2 separate regions of the Homo sapiens genome follow, and region 2 is linked to region 1. The links are chromatin loops, found by intact Hi-C in ENCODE. Cell type or tissue: Caco-2. All regions are shown on one strand. Links, peaks and the distances in the headings refer to the core of each region. The heading gives the core; the rest is flanking DNA.

Region 1 (7,152 bases), core at 1,295-6,294:
CCTACCTCAGAAGGGAGTGAAATTATTGTTAATGCCATCAGTTCTCTATTCAACCACACAGATCTCAAAAGACTTGGGCCCAGACCTGGCTCTGTCACTAAAAGGCATAGCTCTTCTCTTTGTTACAGCTGAAATCACCAGGAAGCACTTAGGTTACTCAAAATAGAACTTAGCCTGGCCCCTCCTCACTTACCGCAGCCAATTTCATCCGCGTCATCTGAACAGTCTTTGGTCCCATCACACCTCCAGTCTGCAGGGATGCAATGCCCACTTCCACAGCGAAAATGCGCACTGTCACATTCTGCAATAATAGACAGAAATTTTAAAAACTTATGCCATGCAGATATTTAACCGAAGAAATATAAATTTTTGATAAAATGAAAAATTATTCAACTAATTAGATAATCAAAGAAATGCAAATTAGAAAATTAGGTAAACATTCTCCCAATGATAATATAAAAATATTTATTTGAACATCCGTGGGAAGAAAGTGATTTTCATACACAGTTGATTAGTGTGTATCTTGATGGAACTCATTGGGAAAGCAGTTTGACAACACGTATCTTGCTTTTTAAAAATACTTGATCTTTAATTTAGTACTTTTACTTCAAGGATTTTTTTCCTAAGGAACTAATCAAAGAAGTAGACAAAGATTTATGTATAAAGATTTTCATCGCAACATTATTTATAACAAAGGAAGTTGCAAACCTCCTAAATGTCCAACAATAAAAGGATTAAATTTGTTTACATCTTTATATTGACATATTAGTAACTTAAAAAATGGTTATGGAGAAATTCTAAGTACTTAGAGAAATACTTATAATTTAATGTAACAAAAACAAGGACGTAAATTTTTACTGATAACAGAGTTACATATGCAAAAAAAAAAAAAGCGTAAAAAAGACCAGAATGTTAACAGTGGTTATCTCTGATTGATAACATCGTGAGTAACTTTTCATTTGCTTGACTATACTTTCTTGAGTTCCTCACCTTATTTTTTAAGTGATTTTTTATTACTAAATCATATATAGCAAGTTATGGCCTTTCATTCTTAGATTCAGACTAATATTTTGTCTTAATTTTTAAAAATTAAATTATAACTTGCCAGATCTATAAGCTCATCTCTGCAAACAATTTTTTTTAAACCAAAGAGCCAAAAACAAAACAAAACAAAATCTCTGCAGCCAACAAGAGTATACAAACTTGACACCAAAAGTTGACACCCCAAGTGGCAGTGATAGTCCCTAGTGATACTGGAAGGACAATATAACTTAAACAAGCTCACTTCACTGAACTAATATATCCTGTGATTTTCCTAGGTCTCCCCAAGGGACAAAGTTCCCCAAATACCTGGCCAGTGACCTTCCCAAGCATTATGTGCCACATAGAAAAATTTTTCAAAGAAAGCAGCCACTACCAGCCCCACTTAGAGAAGACTCAAAATTATTTTATTCTTTCACAAACCCAAGGGATAAAGGAGAAATTTTTGCAGTTGGAAGAATAATTATATCTTCCCCATGTATTTAAGCAATCATGCTAAATTACCCATTTCAATTTTTGGCTAATTAACCAAAATTAGGTAAATATACAGATCAAGTACCTACTCCTAAAATAAATAAGCAATGTGCTATCCTGATTTGTGTAAATGCAGGCATATCAACAGCATGACATAAACATAGTTAAGTGATCTATTTCTAGGGTATATAGGCTACTTTGTTCATGGAATGTTCAAATCTGATTGTCTGGTAGTGACATCCTGATTTATAATGTATGCTGCAAATGGTCAGAAACTTCGCTTGGCTAAATGGTGGTACCGAGTGGTACAGGAGTACGTACACCCAAATACCTTCTATAGACTAATGCATGATGGTGGTTGGTGGTGCAGGTCTGGGGTTGGTGGTGCAGGTCTCTTATCAACTACCTTTAAAACACAACAACCTCCCTTGCAAAAATGCCCCTAAGGAATGTACAAATTCACTCTGGAATCCCAGAACTTCTCATTGGATTTTGTTCTACAAAGCAATATTTCCATGGGAGATTAGGGGCTTTGGAGGTTTAGCTATTAACACAACATATATTAAATCACTTTTATCAATTAGGTCTATTGTTAGTAATCCAACATAATACATTTGTAAGTTCAGTACATTTGTCTCCCTTAGTATCTGAGGTTGTAAAGGTAGTATCTTCTGGTTGAAAAATTATAACAATCATAAAGAACAGTCCTCTTACAGACAGTTTCATATTGCTATGGAGAAAAGAAAAATATAAATTTAGAGACTGAGTATTTAGGAGGAAATTATCAGAACAATATATATTGCCTGTTTTGAAAATATATATAATTAATGCTATTTCTTAAGCAACTTTTATTACAAGTCCCATTTTTGAGGAGTGGGGTGGGGGGATTTGTTTGTTTTTGCCAAACTAAAATACCAAGTTAAACACATCATGAAAAGAACACAAAATAGAGACTCAAAAGTCATTTTATAAAACACTTCAAAGTCAATTATTTAAAATCACACATATGAAAAATGAAACTGATGGGGAAATGTTGCAATTAACTAATTTTTATAGGTAGTGATTTTCACACTTGATCTCCTCACTCCATTATCTAATATATCAAATCCAATTTACTCAATTTATCAACAGATCTATAATTCATTTGTCAAATTCACCTTTTCAGTAGTAACTTCGATGCCTGTTTATAACTCCCAAACGACTATTGTTTGGAAATATCTCTCCAGAAAAAACAAACTGATACTTTATCATTGCTGGGTGACCTCTCAGCCATCAGCCAAAATGCTTCACTGGCCTCAGAAGCTCATTCTCTCATAAAGGGAATATGTGTTGTTTAAAAATAAACCAAAAATAAACCACTAGTGAAAAGGTCTAGATTAGGTCTAATAACAATTGCAGGTGCCCCTTACTTCAATTAGTCTATATGCAATTTATTTTGAGTGTTTTGTTTTAAATAAGTAGCCTTTACTCACAAGCCCTCCAAAAGTTTTATCTAGATATTATCTACATTTTGTTATTTATTTGAAGATTTAAAAAAAAAAAAAGCTAAGGGGATGATTTCATACATTGGAGCCACCCACAGGGAGAAAAAAAAAATCTACATAGAACCAGCTTTAAAACTTTGTTCAGAAAATAGTCTCAAAACTGCCACATTCAACCAATCCAGTTTTAGCCAAGAAGTAATCTTGCAAATAATCATTTATGTAACTTTAAAACATTCTCCAGGAGCCTCTCTGGTTTGGGGGCTGCCTGATTAAAAAAAAAAAAAAATCCCTCTAGTAAAAACCAAGGAGGAAAGGAGGAAAATACAATCCACATTGAAATAAAAACCTTTTGTTAAGAACCAGGCAATCATCACAAAGGAACCATCGGAACCAAATGAACACCCTATCTCTCCAGCACTAGCCCCTGTCTGTCCCATCAATCAGAATAGATGGTGCAAAGATGAAAAGAAGTACTCATATAGCACTTAAATGGCACACACCATTCTAAGTGCTCTGCCAACATTAGCTCATTTAATCCTCATAATAACCCTATGAAATAGATACTGTTATTATGAATATTTTACAAATAAATAAATTGAAGCACAGAGCAATTCGGTAACTTGCCCAAGATCCAACAGCAAATATGTGCAAAGCAAGGATTTGAATCTGACAGCTCTGATTCCAGCATTCGTGCTACTTGACCACTACTCTATGTTCCCTTTCACCAAAAAAAAAAGTTTATTCCACTAAACTCAAGAATGAATGTAAAAATCTGATTTTTTTCCCCCAAAGCTGCTCTCAATTAACATTAATTGAGTTCATTATTGGGCTGGCATAGAATCCATAGTGCTTATATACTTCAGTTGGAGAAAAAGAGTAGTTTACTTGGTGACTAACATAGCATTAAAAAATTATTGGGCTTAGGAAAAATTGCAGCAATTGAAAGCAATGCAAAAAAAATTTAAGCGTTTTGAAATCGGTAGTAAAATTTTATTAGACATAGGAATAAACTTGTTTTCCAACCTCATAAAGAGCCCAAAGCTAGGGGAAAAAAAAAAAAAAAGAGTAATCCTTTCTTCATAAGTAGCCATATCCCAAGCTTCCTGGGTAAGTGTTGGACTAAGAATGTGTTAAGATAAGATATTAGAGTAACAGATAGCGCCCAGAGAAGAGGAGTCATTTGCCTGTTTGTTTTCCACAGCAAGGAACAACACTGGATTGAGAGCATTCCTCTGTGTCATTTACAGCCTCTGGCACAGCACCGGGTGCTTATGGAATAGCTAATGCATGTTCGTCAGGAAGTGTAGAATTCTCTTTGTAAAACTCAGCCTGCTGAGACCATTATATATCAGAGATATAGAAAGCTATCAGAGCAAACAATGAGACTTTAAATAGAAATTTACCATCTTAAATCCATAGAAAGAAAAATGGAATCTGGAATAATCTGAAAAAAGGGGAATATCTAGAAGTTTTTTTCAAAAAAAAAAAAAAAGAAAGAAAAAAACATTGAGTCATATTAATAGCAGTTTCATTCTTTTACCCGTTCCTTGTAAGTTTCTTTCTCCTTCCATAAATTCTATTCTTATAAGACAAAGACAAGTGGTAGTCAATGGAACATTGTCCAAAGTTAACAGAGTAAGGTAATTTCTGTGGCAAATCCTATTTCCCCGCTAGATCCTCTTAACACATGCTGGTCCTTCCAAACACTTGGTCTACCTGAGGAGGTACAGTCCTCTTTTTAAAAATTTGTATGAGTAAATCACATTTTAATAGTTCCACCTTCACTGAACTCAAAGAAACAAACAAATTTAAGAGGCAATTCCTTAACTTATCCATAATTTTTGCTTCACTTTTTCTATACTTAATTTTGATTCCTTTGGTATGGATAGACATCCTTCTGATATTCATAAGTTGGCTGACAGTTCACTACAATTCCCATACCTTGCCCACATAAACAAGGCCAGTCCCCTTTTGAAGATTTAGAGTCACCTGCTTATTTCCAAAACTTTACACTATAGTGATGATAGCCAAGGGTAACAAATTGTATGGAGCACTCTACCCTGTCTAGTGTCAAATTGATAGAATAGTCAAGGATTCAGTTAATGAAACTGAAACAAGACAGGAACAGCAAACCAACCTGCTAGTCTCTTTCTGTGCAACATTTTAACTGTCTGGTTTTCCTTACAGATCATCAAATAGGTGGCAGGAATTCTTTTGGGTTTTTTTTTTAATCCAGTTTACAAACCACTGAATAGACTGCTTTGTCCCAATTATTGATTCAGAGCCCTGATGTTTTCTTAGAGCAAAACAATACTATAAGGACATTTCAAGAAGTCAAAGATTTGGGGACAAAACCCACAATGCAAATTGATGCATTATCATGTAGACACATCATTTAAGTGCAAAAATAAATGAATAAATAAATAAGGACCAAAAGAATATGATGCCAGATTCACTAAAGCCACAAATAAATTCATAACTACTATATGCAATTGTCCTAGGATCAGTGGAAGAAAAAAGAAAAATAAGATATGGTCCTTTTTTGCTCTGCCTCTCCCTCTCCCTCTCCCTCTCCCTCTCCCTCTCCCTCCCCCTCTCCCCTCTCCCCTCTCCCCTCTCCCCTCTCCCCTCTCCCTCTCGGTCTCCCTCTCCCTCTCTTTCCACGGTCTCCCTCTGATGCCGAGCCGAAGCTGGACTGTACTGCTGCCATCTCGGCTCACTGCAACCTCCCTGCCTGATTCTCCTGCCTCAGCCTGCCGAGTGCCTGCGATTGCAGGCGCGCGCCACCACGCCTGACTGGTTTTCGTACTTTTTTGGTGGAGACGGGGTTTCACTGTGTTGGCCGGGCTGGTCTCCAGCTCCTAACCGCGAGTGATCCGCCAGCCTTGGCCTCCCGAGGTGCCGGGATTGCAGACGGAGTCTGGTTCACTCAGTGCTCAATGGTGCCCAGGCTGGAGTACAGTGGCGTGATCTCAGCTCGCTACAACCTCCATCTCCCAGCCGCCTGCCTTGGCCTCCCAAAGTGCCGAGATTGCAGCCTCTGCCCGGCCACCACCCCGTCTGGGAAGTGAGGAGCGTCTCTGCCTGGCCGCCCATCGTCTGGGACGTGAGGAGCCCCTCTGCCTGGCTGCCCAGTCTGGAAAGTGAGGAGCGTCTCTGCCCGGCCGCCATCCCATCTAGGAAGTGAGGAGCGCCTCTTCCCGGCAGCCATCCCATCTGGGAAGTGAGGAGCGTCTCTGCCCGGCCGCCCATCGTCTGAGATGTGGGGAGCGCCTCTGCCCCGCCGCCCCGTCTGGGATGTGAGGAGTGCCTCTGCCCGGCGGCGACCCCGTCTGGGAGGTGAGGAGCGTCTCTGCCCAGCCGCCCCGTCTGAGAAGTGAGGAGACCCTCCACCCAGCATCCGCCCCATCTGAGAAGTGAGGAGCCCCTCCGCCCGGCAGCCACCCCGTCTGGGAAGTGAGGAGCGTCTCCGCCCGGCAGCCGCCCAGTCCGGGAGGGAGGTGGGGGGGTCAGCCCCCCGCCCGGCCAGCCGCCCCATCCGGGAGGGAGGTGGGGGGGTCAGCCCCCCGCCCGGCCAGCCGCCCCGTCCAGGAGGGAGGTGGGGGGGTCAGCCCCCCGCCTGGCCAGCCGCCCCATCCGGGAGGGAGGTGGGGGGGTCAGCCCCACGTCCGGGAGGGAGGTGGGGGGGTCAGCCCCCCGCCCGGCCAGCCGCCCCGTCTGGGAGGGAGGTGGGGTCAGCCCCCCGCCCGGCCAGCCGCCCCATCCGGGAGGTGAGGGGCGCCTCTGCCCAGCCGCCCCTACTGGGAAGTGAGGAGCCCCTCTGCCGGGCCAGCCACCCCGTCCGGGAGGGAGGTGGGGGGATCAGCACCCCGCCCGGCCAGCCGCCCCGTCTGGGAGGGAGGTGGGGGGGTCAGCCCCCCGCCCGGCCAGCCGCCCCGTCCGGGAGGGAGGTGGGGTCAGCCCCCCGCCCGGCCAGCCGCCCCATCCGGGAGGTGAGGGGCGCCTCTGCCCAGCTGCCCCTACTGGGAAGTGAGGAGCCCCTCTGCCGGGCCAGCCACCCCGTCCGGGAGGGAGGTGGGGGGCTCAGCCCCCTCCCGGCCAGCCGACCCATCCGGGAGGGAGGTGGGGGGATCAGCACCCCGCCCGGCCAGCC
Region 2 (7,152 bases), core at 1,520-6,519, 67 kb after region 1:
GAGAAAGCAAGGTTCCACCCAACCCTTGGACCCTGAGATGATTAAGGTAACTGTTTTACTTGATAAACCGTGAAGGAGGTTAGAAAAGGAAATGTTTAGCTCTAGCTGCTGCCTTTGTACACATTAAAAAGGTACAGGGCTTCCTGGACAAGCCTGACTGTGCTGCTTTGCCAAAGCTGGGGTCAGGCAGCACTTCCCAAGGGAGGCTAGCTGGTGTTATGCAAAGACGGTATTTTCAACAAGTTCCTCCAAATCCTCCCAATAATGGAGCCAATGAGCCTACCACAGACAACCACCAATAAGAGCTACACTGCCCGAGTTTAAATCCCAGTTCTTTTCCCCCAGCTGTATAACCTTGGCAACACAACCTTGGTTTGTAACCTACCTGTGATTCAGTCTCTTCATCTATGAAATGGGAATAACAATAGTGTTTACCCCACATGGTTTTGATGACAATTCATATTCAGTAACAATCAGTTATTATTATTGTAGCTCCAACATGAGTGACCTAGGAAATCAAGGTACCCACTCTTTCTTCCTGTCAAGGAGTCCTTAGTGTTCCCCAAGGCCCATTTTATTAGTGACCCCATGTAACTCACCATATAGTATAAGCTTCCATTTCTGTGCAATTTCTTTGCTTACCACCCTTCATCCATTCCCATGAAGTCCTTTGTGAGATGTAATAATTTCAGCCTCAGAAAAGGTCTGCACTTTTAATTTGCAAAATGGAGGAACAAACTAGAACTCTTATTATTATAGATACCTATCTGTTACTGGATGGTCTAGCTGGAGACCATCTGAATGGTATTATATTTATAGCTGAGGTCTCCACAGTTGAGAGTGGGACTATAGATTCCCTTAGATCTTTCAAGGGTCCCAAGACCTGGAAGCACTTTTAACTAAGCTGATATTCCTCTGGCCCAAGAACTAGATAGGTGACTAGAATAAGAATCAGTGACCAAGACCACTAACTGTTAATACTCAAGAAGTCTCATAAAAACAAACCTAAAATGGTATGGAAGATTTGTTGAAGAATAGTCCATGAAAAATAAACTGTTTCAGAGGAACTTCATTAAAGATTGAGGTTTTGTACTTACTTATCAGAGAACTAATACAGTGTCTAATTTCAAACCTCTTCAGTAAAGATGTTTTTTGTTGTCTTTTTTGTGGGTTTTTTTGGACTTAGGAAGTGTCAAAGATCCATTTGGGTCAATGGGTTAATTCTGATGAAAAGAGAAGCTTCTCTTACTTGCTTTAGAAGCTTTATAGCACTATATCAGAGTAGATAATAAATAACTAATTTGTGTCTTTGGGGCTGCTGTAGACTCATCAACAAAAAAGAAAAAGAATGCTATTTCCCTGTTCCAATCTAAAAAATACAGCCAGGTCTTTGTGCTTTGAGTTTTGGGTTCCTTTGCTCAGAAGAGAGAGATAACAGTGTTCTGTGTGTTTCCTAAGCTGCCTTTTGGGAAGGCTCAGCCCATTCAAGGAAATGATATTAAAGCTTCCGTGCATCCAAGGAAAGGAGAGGTTTTGCCTAGACGCTGAAGTATTGTCGAGTCCCTGAAAGACTGGCAGAGGAGAGGAATGGGATTCTATTAGAAGTTAAGCCTACACCAGCTTCCTCAAAGTGCCCTATATGTTGAAGGGGGCTGGGCACATGGATGCTTGAGGAGGACCAGACCCTTGGGAATAGCAATGAGGCTCTCCATGGCCAAACTTGTAGAAATTAGAGATGTTCTCAGTGAAGGACACCTGGAGGTGAACAGTGAAGGGCCAGGACATGAAAAGGGCATCAAGTAGTGGGAGGAATAAACTGGTAATGGTGACCACTATGTTTCAAAGACCCAGCTCTCCTTATCATGTTTCTAAGGGTAGGGTTCTTGCACAAGCCAATGGCAGACAAATGATTTATATTGAACTGTTTATCAACCTTGGCAAATTGGAATTCAGAAGTAGATTCAATTTTATTTCAAAAAATCAAAACGAAGTGATGAATCATGATGGAAAAATCCATGCCTGTTATAGACTTTTTTACTCCTCAACAAAGTGAGAATAATAATAATAACCATATCCATCTCAAAAGTTACTGGTGTAGCAAAATGAGATATACCGTGTAGAGTAAAAAGTGCACTTCAAAGATTTCTTGTACTGTTATAGATACCCTTAGACATGGTTAGCACAGACCTTCCTTCCCTTGCTGGAGTGCTGACTAACCATTTGCCATCTCTCTCTCCTTTGCACTCAAATAAGTGAAGGTTCAGTTTATTGCAGCCAGCAAGAGTAGTTCTATGAATGTCAGGAAAAGGAGACAAACCAATGGCCGGGCTTCTGCTCTCTTGAGATTTACATTTCTCCCCCATACCAACGCCCAGTGCTAACATAAGGCTATAGAGCAGAAGCCCATATTGCTGTCCAGGCACCCTAGACCAATTAAGTCAGAGTCTCTGGGAGTAGGGCCTGAGCAGTACTAAGGTTTAACATCTTCCAGGTGATTCCAGTGTGCAGCCAGATGGAGAGCACTGACCTTGGGGATGCTATTGTTTAGGCAATGTTAATAACTTTATAGAGCTGGGCAGACAGGATGATTAAAAGAAGAACTTGAAGCAAGTTGAATTTTCAGGCAGTTGTAAGATTCGTATTGGCTTTGTTATAAATTTCATTTGTGAAATGTGTGCCTATGAAAGAGTTTTCTAGGTCAAGTCTATTTTTCTAGTCCAGGGAAGTTGACTTATCTCTTCTTGCAACAACTGCCCCTAGACCCACCAAATAAAGGATTCTTAATCCTTTCCTGTGACTTCTTTTTTGTTTTTAACATTTCTCTTATTATCCACTCTAGGAGTGGCTTCTGAAGTTATGGTGACTTTTAAGCATGATTATAGTGAATGCAGAAATCTAGCCAAACAATGTAGGAAGCTTTATTCAGCCTGAAAGCCACCACTATGACTCTTGGAAAAAATACATTGAAGGGGAAATGGTTTGAAATTCTGACTCCTAAATTAGGCACAGTGGCTCACACCTGTAATCCCAACCCTTTGGGAGGCCAAAGCAGGTGAATAACTTGAGGTCAGGAGTTCAAGACCAGCCTGGCCAATATAGTGAAACCCTGTCTCTACTAAAAATACAAAAATGAGCTGGGCAGGAGGCTGAGGCAGGAGAATCATTCAAGCCTGGGAGGCGAAGGTTGCAGTGAGCTGAGACAGCACCACTGCACTGCAGCCTGGGCAACAGAGTGAGACTCTAGTTCCAAAAAGAAAAGAAAAGAAAAACGAAATTCTGACTCCAAGACTAAGAGGGACAATTCTGAATTAATTAATTGATTGTAGCTAATCAGATAATACAGATAAATTTAGATGTGTCTAAAATATGTAAATGTACTTTTCTTTTAAGAATTTTAGTCAATGTTCTGTAACAATTTCTTAAAAGTAGCTAGATTTCTTGATTAATAAAACTTTTTGTGCCAGAAATAATTCCTCTGTCATACTCCTCACAACAGCCCTCTATGGGAGCTGTTATTGTCTTCCATTACCAAAGAGGAAGCAGTTTAAGAACATTTAAGCAATTTGCCTCAAGCTCCAAGACATAGGAAATGGCGGAACAGGGACTGAAGCCCAGATCTGTCTGATCCAAAGTCTAGACTCTTGACCATGAAGCTCTAGGGTCATTCTGGCTTTTTGAACAACTGTACGAAAAATCTTTTCCTTCCTTCAAAGTCTTATCTCACCCAACCCAATCTCTGCTTCATAGAGGAGTCTGAAACTCAACAACCTACTGGGGACCAGGATGCTAACACAAATGAGTTAATATGGGTCATACTTAAGAAAAAACTCACATTGTTCTACGTGTGTAACTTAGCCACTGCTCAGCTTCAGCCAGTTGTTGTCCTGGAAGAAATTAATTCTAGAATTACTAGTTCCCCTAATTTTGTAACAGAGGCAGACATCTGGACTTTTGTGAAAAACATCCCAACTTTTAAATGTTGGCAATAAATTTACTTGCTTTTTAAACAACATTACATGGTACAACACTGAGCAGGGTAAACTATGTGAGCCATAATTTGAGAGAAAAAAGGAAACGCATTCAGTATCTTCTGGGAGAAAATAAAGGAGACACATTCAATATCTTTTGGTTTCTGATAGATATCAGTTGGTTTAGATGCAAGTAAATGACTTTCTAGAAAACACAGTAAGGGAAAGGGGCAATGTCCACAACTCCTTGCTGGAAAAAAAGGTCAGCTCATTAACTAATCAGTCTTAGTTATACATATACCATGAAAGATAACCTTTGATGATCTTAAATCAGATTGTATGCCTTGATGACAAGGGTTAACATATAAAAATACTTTGTACCAATTACTGCTAATATCTCCTTTGGCAACAAATTCACTGCAGTGATTTAAAACTAAATCCAAATTGACTCCTTTATTTATGACAAAAGCTCTCTTATCTGCAGTGGACCAAGGAAGCATTATCAGGTTTGGAGGCAGGTTTTTGTTTTTCCCGCAGGAATGACAATGTAAATGAAAAGCCTCCCAGGTGAGTTACAGCAAAAAGGAAAAAATTCCTATTTCCTACAATCTCTTTAACTTTGGCTCTCAAATCTCTGAACTGCAGATAGGGCTGGAATGTAGAGGCATACTGGGAGTAACAGTGCCAGAATCTATTCAATGGATGTGCTTCTAGGCATATGACTTTTAAAAAGAAGTTTCCCAATATCACTCAATGGAAAAAAAGATTTATTATTTAACTTTGGGACCTCAGAATAAGTACTGAGCCAATATTTGTGTCTCTATTTCATTTATACCAGCCACTCGCATTAGTAACTATAGTATCTTAATTAGTCTCTTTTTGTTTTCTCCTGTCAGCTACATACTATTTTTGTTTGTTTGTTTGTTTGTTGTTTTCTGTTATTTTTTTAGACGGAGTGTTGCTCTGTCACCCAGGCTAGAGTGCAATGGAACAATCTTGACTCACTGCAACCTCTGCCTCCTGGGTTCAAGCAATTCTCCTGCCTCAGCCTCCCGAGTAGCCGGGACTATAGGTGCCCACCACCATGCCTGGCTATTTTTTTGTATTTTTAGTAGAGACTGGGTTTCACCATGTTAGCCAGGATGGTCTCGATCTCCTGACCTCATGATCCGCCTGCCTCGGCCTCCCAAAGTGCTGGGATTACAGATGTGAGCCACCGCGCCCAGCCAGCTACATACAATTTTTAAAACCACAGTTATCTTTGAAACTTTGTAACTTAAACTCTTTCAGATACATAGCTGCATTTGTAAAGGCATGGCTTTCAAATAATATACACTAAAAGATCAAAAGAGTGAAAGTAAAGAACAAAAATGTGTTAGAGATTCATTTTCCCTTTGGATTTATGTCTAATACAATTACTTCATTTTCAAGTTAAGGAAGAATCATACCCCTTCTATCCAAAGCAACTTTGATAGTCATTATTTTGTGTAATGCCCAATATGAAGCTTGATACACAATGAGTAGAGTGTGAGAAGGAATTGCTGAACTGTATGGCAAAGATTTTGTAAAATCTAAATTTTAAAAAATATTAGGTCTAAATATTTGCTCTTTGAATTTTTGTCTAGTTTTATTTACTCATAGGTGTTTTTTGGTCTGCCTTGAAATGCACAGAGCTGGGACCTAGGCATTTTTGCACACTTTAAATAGGGAGCCAATGGCAGTAAATGATTATATGAACCCAATTAAAATGTTGACTAGGGCTGTTGCCACTTCTTAATGTTTCAACTATGTAAGGAGAGCATTTTTCATTCCTAAAATTGACCTACATATTAAAAATAATAAATATTTTTCTTATTCCAACCAGAAAAGGAAAAGTGAAATTGAAGGAATTGTTAATACACTTCAAAAGAGTTTTTGAGCAACTCTGGATGCAAAGAAAAAAAGTAACTTCATATGGTGAGTTGTCATATTAAAAAAAGAAAAAAGCATCCAATGAATGGGAATACAGAATGCTGAGACAACTATCACAATATTTCTAGAAAGCTGATAGCTATTTTCAGATTTTCTATAATTAATTTCGGTTTTAAAAATCTATAAAACTAGAAGAGCTGCATTTACTCTGGTGGGCCATTAAGGATGCCATAGTTTCCATGGTGAAGCATTAATTGAAATTTTTAAAAGTAGAAATCATGGCAGAAGATCAAAGAATGAGAAATTGGTGGTAGGCTGTGGTCAGTTCCACATCAATAGCATGCAGCCGCCTCCTCCTTCCATTTCTAGATAAAAACCCATTAATTTCCACTCCCTTCTGTGCTAACATTCATTTCAAGAAAAACACGTTTGGACCTGCCTCGCACACACATGCCATTCACACTGTGAGGAGCAGAAGTGTAGGAACAGACTGAACATCTGAAATAGCTCTGCTCAATTCAGCTGTGCATCTGGCACCTCTGCCCCTCCTCCATCCACCTATGAGGTCTTTGCAAGAGACCTTGAGGAGGACTTATCACTCCCTTTACTGCCTGGGGTGAAAAGAAGATCAGATAACGGCACATAAAAGGTTATACAGTGGCCAAACAGGGGACAAGCATTTCTAACCCTGAGCTCATGGCAATAACCAGAAACCTACAGGTCCCTGTATTTTTCCAAATGGTTTGAACGAAAGATTCCCGTGGGGCAGATTTTTATCTGTTACATTTCTGAAATAAATTTGCTGATTTGGGAGAACCGATTTCCAGGAAGGAGTGAAAGGCCCGCAGGGCATAATTATGACCTTTCTAAAATGTGAGCCTCTGTCCTCCCACTATTTGTTTCAATCCTTCCTTTAATGTGGGTAAAACATAGCATCTCAAGGTCTTGCACAGGCATCACTTAGCCAATAGATATACTTCTAAGTGAGCTTTTAAAATTAAAGAGTAAAGCATATACACAAATCATCAAGTATAGGGTTAAACAAATTTTTCATAAATTAATCCATTTAGCCAGCGCCAGATCAAGAAACAGACCATGATCAGCATCCCAGAAACTCTCTTTTTTTAATTAATTAATATTTTTTATTATTATACTTTAAGTTCTAGGGTATATGTGCACAATGTGAAGGTTTGTTACATATGTATACATGTGCCATGTTGGTGTGCTGCACCCATTAACTCGTCATTTACATTAGGTATATCTCCTAATGCTA

The links. Peaks named below come from ENCODE experiments on the same cell type or tissue, not always from the same donor. Only the 100,000 strongest peaks of a DNase experiment are listed, where the experiment ranks them.
Region 2: a loop joins it to region 1, with 6 times the contacts of the local background. A loop is called at or near these places in 1 of 110 quality-filtered maps.

What each region holds. Positions count from the first base shown.
Region 1 is chr2:169,320,584-169,327,735 of GRCh38, forward strand. It overlaps LRP2 (LDL receptor related protein 2), which reads right to left. Exons shown (of 79, transcript NM_004525.3): 2 at 194-301. Among named protein-coding and RNA genes, the nearest start is that of LRP2, 38 kb to the right of the region's middle. In Caco-2, for the core only: no CTCF peak of the experiment used is centred there; a DNase peak (open chromatin) is centred at 4,238.
Region 2 is chr2:169,386,893-169,394,044 of GRCh38, forward strand. No RefSeq gene overlaps it. Among named protein-coding and RNA genes, the nearest start is that of LRP2, 28 kb to the left of the region's middle. In Caco-2, for the core only: no CTCF peak of the experiment used is centred there; DNase peaks (open chromatin) are centred at 4,509 and 6,419.